2 separate regions of the Homo sapiens genome follow, and region 2 is linked to region 1. Evidence: read pairs that join two places in POLR2A ChIA-PET (ENCODE). Cell type or tissue: CD4-positive, alpha-beta T cell. All regions are shown on one strand.

Evidence for each region. Peaks named below come from ENCODE experiments on the same cell type or tissue, not always from the same donor. Only the 100,000 strongest peaks of a DNase experiment are listed, where the experiment ranks them.
Region 2: POLR2A ChIA-PET joins it to region 1 with 15 read pairs; 3 of 35 experiments call an interaction of 5 or more read pairs at or near these places.

The regions. Positions count from the first base shown.
Region 1 is chrY:21,255,859-21,258,358 of GRCh38, forward strand. All of the region lies in intron 2 of LOC107987347 (a long non-coding RNA gene), which reads right to left. Among named protein-coding and RNA genes, the nearest start is that of PRORY, 190 kb to the right of the region's middle. In CD4-positive, alpha-beta T cell, no CTCF peak of the experiment used is centred here; no DNase peak of the experiment used is centred here; H3K4me3 peaks cover 1,622 bases; H3K27ac peaks cover 741 bases.
Region 2 is chrY:21,179,921-21,182,420 of GRCh38, forward strand. No RefSeq gene overlaps it. Among named protein-coding and RNA genes, the nearest start is that of PRORY, 270 kb to the right of the region's middle. In CD4-positive, alpha-beta T cell, CTCF peaks have their summits at 1,316 and 1,529; a DNase peak (open chromatin) is centred at 1,191.

The DNA.
Region 1 (2,500 bases):
AATATACAGTATTTGACTTTATGTTTCCAAGTTTGTTTGTTTTAGATCATGGCCTCCAGTTTTATACATGTCAATAGAGAGGACATGACTTTATTCTTTTCTATAATGAAATTGTATTTTATTATGTTTATGTAGCATATTTGTTTAATCTAATTATATGGTGATAATCAGTTTAGGTAATTCTATTGTTTTACTACTGTGAATAATGCTGCAATACTTATATGATATGTATTTTATATAATGATTTTAATATCTTTGATAGATACCCAGTAGTGGGATTGCTGGAACAAGTGGTACTTACAGTTTTAGTTCTTTGATAAATAACCATTCTGTTTTTCATAGAGCTTATACTAATCTATATTCCCACCAACAGTATTAAGCATTCTTTCTTAGCATCCTCATCATCTGTTTTTCTTTTTATGTAATAGCCATTTTGAGTGGTGTAATATGATATCTATCTTACGGTGGTTTTAGTTTGCATTTCTTTGATCATTAGTGATGTTGAACATTGGCTTATATGCATGCTGGCCTTTGGATGTCTTCTTTTGATAAATGACTATTCATATTATTAATAGCTTTTATTATCCTTTCAAAACTTAAATTTTGGTTTTCACAAACACATGAAGGTTTCTTACACAGTTAAACTCAGGTCATAGGGATGAGTTGTAAAGATTATTTCATCACCTGGAAATTAAGCCCAATACCCAATAGTTATCTTTTCTGCTTGTCTCCCTTTTTCTTCCCACCATCCTCAAGTAGACCCCACTGTCTGTTATTTCCTTCTTTGTTTTAACAAGTATTACTTAGCCCTAACCTTTGATGAAAACTATTGGTTTTCTCTTCCAGCATTAGCTTACTCAGATTAATACCCTCCATCTCCATCCATGTGCCTGCAAAAAAAAAACATAATCTTGCTTTTTTATATGTATATTGGCATAGTATTCCATGGTATATATATGCCATATTGCTTTATTCTATCATTAATGAACATTTATATTAATATCATGTCTTTGCTATTGTAAATACTGCTGCTATGAATATTCATGTGTATGTCTCTGTGTGGTAGGATGATTTATGTATCATCCTTTGGTACACACTTAGTCATAAAATTGCTTAGCCAAATGGTAGTTCTGCTTTTAGCCTTTTGCAGAATCACAATACTGCTTTCCACAATGCTTGAACTAATTTATGCACCCACAAACAGTGTATATATGTTTCCCTTTCTCTGCAGTCTTGCCAGCATCTGTTACTATTTCACTTTTTAGTAATAGCTTTTCTGACAGCTGTGAGATTGTATCTTATTGTGGTTTTGATTTGCATTTATCTAATCATCACTGATATTGAGCTTTTTTTATACATGATTATTGGCAGCATGTATGTCTTCTTTTAAAAAAAATCTGTTCATGTCCTTTTCCCATTTTTAATGGGGTTTTCTATTGGAATTGTGTTAAAGTTCTTTATAGATGTTGGGTATTAGACTTTTTCAGATGCATAGTTTGCAAAATTTTTCAGATTTTTGTCAGATGCACAGGTTGCAAAATTTTCTCCCATTCTGTAGGTTGTCTGTGTACTCTGTTGATAGTTTCTTTTGCTGTACAAAGTAACATTTTAATGGTTTTATTTGTTTTTCCTGTTGCTTGAGTTTATTATATATTCTAGATATCAGTGTATTTCTTTTGTTTCTACCCTGACCTTTGTAATTTATAATTTTCTACACATTGTGAGTAGTTTCATTTTGTTTTCCTAAAACTCTGAGTTGTCTTATTTGACTTTTTAGAGCTTTTTACTTTTAAGTGTTGGAATTTGTTGCTATCAACTTTTCTATTTTAGCGATATTTGATTTTTCTTTTTAATTTTATATATTGTGTTTACTTTTTTATTTGTCTCAACATTTAAACATTTTTATTTTTACTTTTTTTGGTTCATTGATTTTTCAGGAGCATGCTATTTAATTTTTACATATCTGTAAATTTCTGTAGTTTCTAATGTTTACTTTTATATTTTTAACTTTATAGTGTTATTTAATTGTGGTACAAATAGATATTAAATGTGATCTTGTTAAGTTTGTTGTGACTTGTTTTTTGTCCTAACATATAATCTATTCCACAAAATTTTCAAAGTGCAGGTTAGAATAATGTGTCTTCTACAGCATTTGGAGGAGAGGCTTTTATCTATTTCTGTTGGCTCCATTTTATCTAGAGCACAGTTTAAATCAGGTTTTGTGATTAAATCAAGTTGTGTTCATTGTCTGTGAATTATCTGACTTGCTGAAAGTGAGAGATTTAAGTGCCCTGCTATTTTAATATTGCAGTATTTCTTTAATTGTGATAATATTCTTTATCACAGTTTCTTTAATAGCTATAATGTTTACTTCATACATCCAAATGTACCATTGTTGGGTGATCATATATTTACACTGATTATATTTTTTTTCCAAATAGATCACATTGTCATGGTATCATGACCTTGTCCTTCTTACAGTTTTTCACAAAGTTTGTTT
Region 2 (2,500 bases), 76 kb before region 1:
TTTTGTTAGGCCTGCTTGTCTGAGGAGGAATACTAAAATTCCAGATAGGTCCCTTCCTGGCAGGGCTTTGGGCAAAAATTATGCCTTTCTGATTGGTAAGCTGGGGTGCCTAAATAAGGGAATAGAGTCCTGGAGTTTATACTAGAAATCATTCTTATACGAGAAAGTAGAAAAGAACCAGAGACAGGAGTGGTTTTTAGAAGTGGGATGAGCCTCAGAGAAGAGAGGCAAGAGGAAGTTTGTCTGACAGGCTTTAGGAGCCAGGAGGCAAGGGTCAGTATAGACAGGACAGATGAGCAAGTCTCACTTGGGCGATGTGACTTTGACAGCTCCACTCATCACTACAGGGTCAACCAACATTTTGTTGGGATCCCAGAGCTGAATGGCTTTCCTCTCTGTTGATCCTCAGCTTACCCAGAAGTACAGGAAAAGTGGAAGCTGGTTCCAGACAAGCCAATGCTCCCAACTCCAAAGAGTCAGGGGTTGTTAGAGGGTCCTTTCCTAGAAGCTTGACACCCATGTCTGTAGTCCAGTGGCTGCGCTAGTTGCTTTTAACTGGCCTACTGGTGCCCAGTATTTAGCCCCAGAATTCTAAGGAAAAATAGGACAGAATAGCAAGTGATAGGGGCCTGATGGTATTCACCACTTGGTGTTGCTCCCTTTGTGGTCACCAAGATGTGTCCTATATGGGTCACCAATATGTGTCCCCTTGCGGTCACCCAGACCAGTAACAGCTTTAATATTATGGGCTTTAAAGCAGTCTTGGCTCTGTTACACACAGAAAAGTCTGAAAAGGGACAGGAGGAGGAAATGTCACCTGTCTTATCACCTCCTATTCCCTCAGCCCTAGTATCACCAGGTTGAAATAACAAAGGGAAACAGAGGTCTTACCTAAGCCTCCTACTCCAATAGGTAAGAAAAAAGACTTTGGATCTGCTATAGCTATCAGTCTCTTGTCTTAAGCAGGCAGAACTAAAAGAGAAGCTCTTAGCCTGCCCAGTAATCCAATATTGGCAAAGTGATCAGGTACCTAAATGGCTAAGAAAAGTCATTAGAAGCCAAAGCGACACAGCCAAGTGAACAGTAAGTAGAAAGAAAAACTCCACCCACACTGCAGCTGCAGCAACAAAGAGCCAAGCCACTGTCAGTGCTAGCCTGCTAGGGAGGGGCAAAAAGCACTTGCAACAGAGTTGATCTAAGCCGAGATGCACCCTGGTGAGCAACAGCCACCTGGAGGTGGGGAGAGGGAGCTGGCGCAGAGGAAAAATGGCACAGTAAAAAAGATGCACCTTTATAAATGTAAAGCAGCCTCCACCGCGGGACCCAACTGATTGGCTCACTGGCTCTGCAGGCAACCCATGGCAAAATCACATGTGCTTCTTGTTTACTAGCAACATCCCAGATTATAATTTTTTGATAAGATTTAAATAAAATATAAGAATTTGAAAGATCTTTTTGTAATAAAAGCCTCTGTTGTTATCTCTCTCCAAATTCATTTTAAATAAAACAGTAACCTCTAGAAGGAGAGTCATTACAGAAGGCCCATGAGTCAGTTTAGGAACAATTAAAAGCAAATTATGCTCCCCTGAAGTGATTCCTCAAGATTGGCCTACAATTGTTAATGACTTAAAAGATTGTTTCTATATACGATTCCTCTAGCAGAACAGGACAATACCATCTATTTTTTTTTTCTTTTTTTTTTGAGATGGAGTCTTGCTCTGTTGCCCAGGCTGGAGGTCAGAGGTGTGATCTTGGCTCACTTCAAGCTCTACCTCCCAGGTTCATGCCATTCTCCTGCCTCAGCCTCCCGAGTAGCTGGGACTACAGGTGTCTGCCACCATGCTTGGCTAATTTTTTGTATTTTTAGTAGAGATGGAGTTTCACCATGTTAGCCAGGATGGTCTCAATCTCCTGACCTTGTGATCCACCCACCTTGGCCTCCCAAAGTGCTGGGATTACAGGTGTGAGCCACCATGCCAGGCCAATACCAGCTATTAATCATGACAAACCAATTTGTCAATTTCATTGGAAAGTGCTTCCTCAAGGAATGCTAAACTGTCCTACCATGTGTCACTATAATGTAAATCAAGCTTTGCTCCCTAGTAAAAAAAAAAATTTCCTGACTGTAAAACTATTCATTTTATGGATAATATTCTACTAGCAACCCCAACGGAGCAAATAATTTTACATTTGTTTACCTCTGTCGTAAAGACTACAAAGCTAAAAGGTTTAGTCATTGTGCCTTAAAAAGTACAAATGTCTTCTTGGAAATATATTGGATATCTGTTAAGCTCTCTGTCAGTAAGATCTCAAAAAGTTAAGCTAAATACTAGCAACTTAGGAGACATTAATTGATTCCATCCCACTTTAAGGATTTCTACTGACAAACTACAAAACCTGTTTTCTCTCTTAAAGGGCAATCCAGCCCTGGATTCTCCCAGATATTTAACCCCTGCAGCAAAAAGGGAAATTGAGGAAATTGAGCAAGCCATCTCTCAGA